Linked DNA regions of Homo sapiens: region 1 is linked to region 2. The links are chromatin contacts, found by Hi-C or POLR2A ChIA-PET in ENCODE. All regions are on one chromosome and are shown on one strand. Each heading gives the region's core, a stretch centred on a gene start or an enhancer-like site at or near the end of the contact. The rest is flanking DNA. Distances are from core to core; before and after follow the strand shown. Region 1 overlaps HIPK3 (homeodomain interacting protein kinase 3). Region 2 overlaps HIPK3 (homeodomain interacting protein kinase 3).

Region 1 (3,535 bases), core at 251-2,750, 38 kb before region 2:
GATGACAGACTGAGACCCTGTCTAAAAAAAATACCAACTCCCCAGTTGGGGTGTCCAAGTATATCTAGGCAGCTGATTACTGGAATAAGGAACAGATAATAGAGAGAGACATACCCTACTGGTGGCCCTTTCACATCCTAACATTAGGTGATCACAATCTAGCGAGATGGGGAAAATCTATGAAAGTCAAACACATTAATAAACAGACTAAAGCTGTTCTGAGAAACATATGTGGCCAGGCGCAGTGGCTCTTGCCTGTATTCCCAACACTTTGGGAGGCCAAGGTGGGTGGATCATTTGAGATCAGGAGTTTAAGACCTGCCTCGTCAATATGATGAAACCCCATCTCTACTAAAAATAAAAAATTAGCCAGGCATGGTGGCACACACCTGTAGTCCCAGCTACTAAGGAGGCTGAGGTGGAAAAATTGCTTGAACCTATGAGGCGGAGGTTGCAGTGAGCCGAGATGGAACCACTGCACTCAGGCCTGGGCGACAGAGTGAGACCCTGTCTCAAAAAAGAAAAAGAAAAAGAAAAAAGAAAAACATATGTGAACATTTTAACAAGTGCAAAAAAAAAAGCACTTGAAAGTCCTAAACCAAGTTAAGACTGATAGGGAAAAAAAAAAAAATTATCAAAATTTATCAAAGCCTTTATAACAAATACCATGCTTGAAAATGAGCTTAAAGTCCCAGATTAGGGCCAAAACAAAGACGCCCACAAAATCACTACAATTTATTTGCTTTGCATTCATGTATTTTGTAAAATATTTTAAAACATTGAACTGTGGGCGGGGCACAGTGGCTCACGCCTGTAATCCCAACACTTTGGGAGGCTGAGGCAGGCAAATCACAAGGTCAAGAGTTCGAGACCAGCCTGGCCAACATGGTGAAACCCCATCTCTACTAAAAATACAAAAATTGGCCGGGCATGGTGGTGTGTGCCTGTAATCCCAGCTACTCAGGAGGCTGAGGCAGAAGAATCGCTTGAATCCGGGAGGCGGATGTTGCAGTGAGCTGAGATCACGCCACTGCACTCCAGCCTGGGCGACAGAGCAAGACTTCATCTCAAAAGAAAAAAGAAAAACAAACAAAGACAAAAAAACCCCACTGAACTGTGAGACTATTGATGCTATATGCCAAGGGCCAATGACTTTTTTTAATCCCTTTGGTAATATACATCCTGAAAACATTGTCAATCTGGATCAGATAATACCTGTTCCAAGTTTAGTTTAAAAAAAACAAACATTCATTATAAAATTTAGAAAAACTGAGTTTTGGTCAAGGCTTTGTCTTTAAAATTACTATTGTGACTTTTGACAAGTGAATTCATTTTTCTGGGCCTCAGTTTTCTCCTTTATAAAATGAAAAGGGGGCAGTTACTGGGTAATCTCTGGGGTCCTTTTCAATACTAATATCAGTTGTCCAAGATGAACTGTGAAGTCCTAATCGAGTATAATAACAAATCAACTTGAAATTGCCACTAGAGGGTGTCCTGCTCCAGGGCGGTATGCATGCCATAGGCTAATCTACAAAGCCAAGGGTGTATTTCTAGCATTTTACTGGTGCCTCAGTATTCCAACAGCTAAAGGATTATGGGACTCTGATTCAATTACTAACTCGTTCAGAACTGACGGTAGTCTTGCATCTGTATCAAAGCTAGTAATTGGGTAGAAAGCTGAAAGAAGACAGGATGTATGGAAAATTTTACAGAAACCCAGTGGAATTCTGAACATGGAGGAGGGAAGGTAGAGAATATGGAAAACCTAACCTAAAAGGGAAGGTTCATGGATGATGACAAGAGATTAAAGTCAATGATAACATCTAATCTAATAATCAGTATTAAATGACAGAGTCATCTCAGGAACATTTAAGTCACCTAAATTAATTACCTCTCTTTTTCCTCTTGATAGAGAAAATAGCCCTAAAATACAAGGCTATAATCATGATTATGTAATAGGTGCTTTAAATTCTTCTATTTTCTATTTTTTCTTGCTTGAAAGTTAAATATCATCTAAATAAAAATATTCACTAATCAGAATGACAAAATTAATGTAACTACTTTGTTGATTTTGACTAGCATTTTCTATTAGAATGAGTTGAGTACATTATCTCAAAGATACTCAAAGAATAATAAATAAGATGGCAGTTTCTCCAAAAAATAATCTTGGTATTAATATTTAAGACTACTAGCACACAACACTGTTTAATAGTACAGAAAGGCTAATGAATATACCTGAAAACTACCATGAAAAGTGTGCTTAATAAGGTAATTTGCTGAATTCTACCGAGAATCATTAAACAGTGCTAAAAGAGAATTTCAGCACCACTCAAAACAGCTAAAAAGACTGAGAAGAGTTCAAGTTACTGAGGTATTTAAAACACCAATAATGGCAGTTGGTTTAAGACCAAAAGTTATAACGCCTTTTAGGAGCTTTTATGCCTTGGGAGGGGCTGACGTTTCACACATCAAAGTTTGTCACCCAAGCAAAGCACAATTAATTAAATGGACACACAATCCAACCTTTTATATGTTTACAGTATAAAATTTTCCCAATAATTTTACAAAACTGGTTTTGAGATTCTATAGGCTGTAACTTTATGAAAACTTACTTCAGCATTATAAAACAGTTTTCAAAATCAATTCTACAAGATCCCAGATTCTGCCACTTTATGTTAAAAAGACTTTCCAGTGTATTGTACACCTGCAGCCATGTGTTCCTGTAAGTCTGTTATTATTCTTTACTTTTTACCAATTCTATTAGATTATCATTATTTGTTACCTGATCATACTCCAAGGCTCCTGGGTAGAGCGGCCATCCAAGAAATAATTCTGCAATCACACATCCCAATGACCACATGTCTATGGCTTCACAAAATGGCAACCCCAATATAATCTCTGGAGCTCTGAAATTTAAAATTAAAACAAAAATCAGGGTGGTTTTTCTCTAAAATTACCTAATTTCAACTGGCATTCTAGGAAGTTGGTAAAATGACAGAGGTATCACATTCTATGTATAGGAACTCTTCACTATTTCAGAACTCTTTGAAACCTAGACATAATCCTGAATTAATCTGAAAGGGGTACTATGAGTACAACATTTCTATAATAAAGTCTCTTCCACTGTAATCCTTTTCCCTTATAGTTTTACTAACATAACATTTTTTGAAAAAGGAAAAACATACATCTTGTTTTTAAGACTACAGCAGATCAGAAATAACACAATAGGAAGAGAACTGGCAAACTATTAAATACATACTATGACATCAGCAGAACTGAAAACCAGACATTGAGAGAGAAAACAAAAACAAAGCAAAATCCTCAAAGGCTAAAAGTGAATCTAGACCTAGATATTACTTCAGAATACAGTAATAAATATTTACCTAATTGGAGCCATTAGTCATCCAAGAGATTAAACTAAATTCAGTGTATTCTGTCTTAAAAGGCAGACAAGTATACAGCATATAACAACATAGTTAAAAAGCATTTCAGCACTTAAAAGTGTTTGGTCATTTGGGAAATGTACTCCAAGAAA
Region 2 (3,764 bases), core at 632-3,131:
GGGCTTCTTTTGAGGGTAATGTAAATATTCAAAAATTGTGTCAGGTGAGAAATAATTTGGCCAAAAAAATTTTAAACTTAAAATTTTAATTGATTGTGCTGATGATGGCACAACTATAAATATACTAAAAGCCATTAAATTGTATACTTAAATGAATGAATTTCAAGGTATGTAGATTATATCTCAATAAAGCTGTTTTTAAAAACAAAAACAAAACAAAAAAACTTAAGAGCTCTGCTAGAATTTTTAATAGAAGGCCCGATATATGTAGTCGACTATCTGTGTCTATGTAAAGTCCTTTATGTAGTAAAGTACTACACATTTGCAGCCACAGGTATGGCGCTGAAAACCATTTCATTTGGCCGGGAGCGGTGGCTCACGCCTGTAATCCCAGCACTTTGGGAAGCTGAGGCGGGTGGATCACAAGGTCAGGAGATCGAGACCATCCTGGCTAACACGGTGAAATCCCGTCTCTACCAAAAATACAAAACAAATTAGCCAGGCGTGGTGGCGGGCGCCTGTAGTCCCAGTTACTCGGGAAGCTGAGGCAGGAGAATGGCGTGAACCCGGGACGCGGAGCTTGCAGTAAGCAGAGATTGTGCCACTGCACTCCAGCCTGGGCAACAGAGCGAGACTCCATCTTAAAAAAAAGAAAACCATTTCATTTTAGAATTTCCTAATCTTCTATTAAAACTAAACTCAATTGACAATCTTGTATTTGTCTAATAAAGGTTCCCAAACAACTACTTTATGATATACAAAAGAAATCACCAGCAATTTCATCCCAATGCTGAGCTTTTTTAGGTTAAGAGTGGCTTAGTGAGAGAAAATGCTCAAGACCAGTCAACCCTGGCTCCTTCTCTGCTGTGCTCTCAAGGGTCATTCTGGGGTCATCGCTCCCCTAGAAGCCTTCCCTGCCCCTCAGATCAGGCTCGGAGCCCTCCTTTGGGTTCCTATATCACCCTGCACACACCTCTCCACCCTGGCATTTCTTGAAGCAAACTATTTTTCCCCTCCATTAAATGATGAAATCATTAATCAAATAAATTAATGAACATACATAAATCACCTTTGTATTCTTAGCACCTAGCACTGTACCAGCACCCAAAAAGGCCTAACAAAATTTGTAAAGTTAAACTTACAGTGTGAATTTGAACCTGTCTGACTTACATAAGTCCCAGTTTTCTCCTTATCAAAGAATAATGCCACCCAGTCTTAACTACCCCATAGAGAAGTGAGAAACAAACTAGAAAATATAACGAAAGGCACTTTGAAAAAATGATGCATTATACATACACGGTGTTTCATCATAAAGTACCCTATGTAAAATATTAGCCGTTATTTTACGGGTCTTCCTATGTAGCTTAATTTTGTTACAGAAACTTTGATACTTCTGGATCTAAGAAGGCATGAGAGGTAAGAATGCCATGAAAGAACAAATATGTCTAAATTAACTGTTTATCATTACATACCTTTTTGTTAACTATTACATGCAAAATAGCATTTTTTAAAACTCAACAGCAATTAATGCTAAATTACTCAGTAGAGTAGCAAAGAATATAACTGCTACACAGGTTATTTTTACAGCCCACTTTCCTGTCTCTGTGTTCTGAAATGACTTAGAATCGCAGGCTAAAATTCTATATTTAAAAAGAAAGAAAGAAAAAGAAAAAGAAATTCATGACCTAAATGTTGCCACCACACCTCATAAATACAGCACCTTCTGCCGCTAAAGCCTTTTACACGTTTAAGAGCCCTACGTGTTCTTGACAGAAACCATACTCAAGCAGCTCAATTTAGAACATGCTGACCTTAAGCAAATCAATGCCCTTAGCACGTACTTCTGGCTTGTATCACTGCAAGAGTTAGACAGCCTCACCATCTATAGTAGTCAACAATTTCTGGCCACTGTCCCCTGTCTATTTTAAGATATCCCTACTACACTTCTGTGTTGCACAAAGAAATAGAATACACATAAACCTGAGTTTAAACACAAATCGTTTACCTCAGAAATCAGGATATGTGCATTCCTACTGTGCTTTGCTCAAAAATATTTAATTTGGTTAGTTTCCACTTCCTGCTTTCATTTATGAAATAAAAAATATTTTAACAAAAATTGAAAAATCAAGTATAAGACACTTTAGCTTACTGCCTTATCAGATTTATAAGTAACCTAGTCATAAACTAGGCCAGAATTGGCAGGGTCCCAAATAAAGTACAAACAAATACTTAAACAGAGTAGTGGTATCTGCCATTTTCATGCAAAATTACACTAGATATTAAAACAGTACCTGATTAAGGACTACAATATATTTTCACTGATATACCTGAATACTTACTAACTCTTCTAACTCTTGGATCTAAATGACATAAAATCTATTTTTAGTTTTTTATCGAGGCAACATCAACCAAAATGCCTGCACTAGTCTTTGTTTACAAATAAGAGCCTCTTATTTTTCACTCTAAACCCAGAGCCTGTAATTTAGCATAGCAATTGTATAGCTTCTGAACGTCGGGTAAATTATTTACCTGAAATTTATATATAAACACAAATTAGAAACTACTAACTGTATTTAGCAATTATTCATAGATTTGTTCATTCCTAATACAAAGGCTAGTATTTGTGCAAAGGCCTAATGCTAGAAACCAGTATCATAAAATATTCAGCATTTTAGATTGCTTTTTAAAGGATTTCCTTCATTCCCTTGAAAGATTTAGTAAACCGACAGACATTCTCAAGTATTAAAAAAAAAAAAGACTTTTTTTTTTAACTCTAGTGGAAAAAGATTTCAAATAAAGAAAATGAGGTAATTCTGATATGCAGAATAATGCAGGACCCAAATGAAGTGAAGTCATTTACTAGCAAGTGAACTAAATATAGGGCCCAAGCAGCTGAAGCCTGGGAGTTTATATAATATGCTAGCTCACTACTAAAAGCTCTCAAGACAGAATCCATAGAGTACCAAGGGAAAGAAAAAAACAAAAACTACTATTCTTCTCATACTGTTAAATAAGATTTTACAATTTTTTTCCAGAAAAAAATTAAAAGCTAATCTTGTATATTGAAAAAAAAATCTTTTGCGGAGCACAGATATCTAATAAATCTAATTATGTGATACTAAGCAAGAGCTACTACCCTGCAACAGCAAATTTAAAATTTTAAATGATCTGAAAAGTTTTAATGGTATCTAGCACTCTACTACTAAAACCCATACAATCAAGAATATACTAAGATACATAGCCAAAAGAATGAAAGTCTATCAAAGAGATATCTACAATCCAGTGTTTACTGCACGACTATTCACAATAGGCAAGATTTGGAATGAACCTAAGTGTCCCATCAACAGATGAATGGATAAAGAAAATGTGATACATATATACACAATGGATACAAAGAATGAGATCCTGTCAATTGCAACAACATGGATGGAACTGAAGGACATTATGTTACGTGAAATAAGCCAGGCACAGAAAGACAAAACTTCACAATGTTCTCGCTCATATGTGGGAGCTAAAAATTAAAACAATTGAACTCATGGAGATAGAGTAGAATGATGGTTACCAGAGTCTAGGAAGGGTAGTAGATGGGGGTAGGGAGTAGAGATGATTAAGGGGTCCAACTAAATAGTTAGAATGAATAATATGTAGTATTTGATAGCACAACAGAGTGACCACAGTCAAAAATAATTTATTGTTCATTTAACAATAAGTAAAGGAGTCTAACTGGAATGTTTGTAACACAAAGAAATGACAAATGCTTGAAG

What was found. A loop is a pair of places that touch in the nucleus more often than their neighbours do. ChIA-PET counts read pairs that join two places held with the same protein, here RNA polymerase II (POLR2A). Pooled maps may share reads with other maps.
Region 1: a loop to region 2 is called in a pooled map, with 2.2 times the contacts of the local background. The contact joins two enhancer-like sites. A Hi-C loop is called at or near these places in 2 of 168 maps with a recorded cell type or tissue (OCI-LY7 and heart right ventricle), 3 of 37 single-sample maps with no recorded cell type and 7 of 50 pooled maps. POLR2A ChIA-PET finds 5 or more read pairs at or near these places in 5 of 52 experiments (AG04449, BJ, H1 and 2 more).

What each region holds. Positions count from the first base shown.
Region 1 is chr11:33,327,881-33,331,415 of GRCh38, reverse strand. HIPK3 (homeodomain interacting protein kinase 3) reads right to left here. Exons shown (of 17, transcript NM_005734.5): 3 at 2,783-2,906. Among named protein-coding and RNA genes, the nearest start is that of KIAA1549L, 46 kb to the left of the region's middle. Within about 2 kb of position 1,500, at least 2 of the 41 ENCODE cell types and tissues checked have a DNase peak (open chromatin) inside an H3K27ac peak, as active enhancers do.
Region 2 is chr11:33,289,633-33,293,396 of GRCh38, reverse strand. All of the region lies in intron 2 of HIPK3 (homeodomain interacting protein kinase 3), which reads right to left. Among named protein-coding and RNA genes, the nearest start is that of HIPK3, 34 kb to the right of the region's middle. Within about 2 kb of position 1,881, at least 3 of the 41 ENCODE cell types and tissues checked have a DNase peak (open chromatin) inside an H3K27ac peak, as active enhancers do.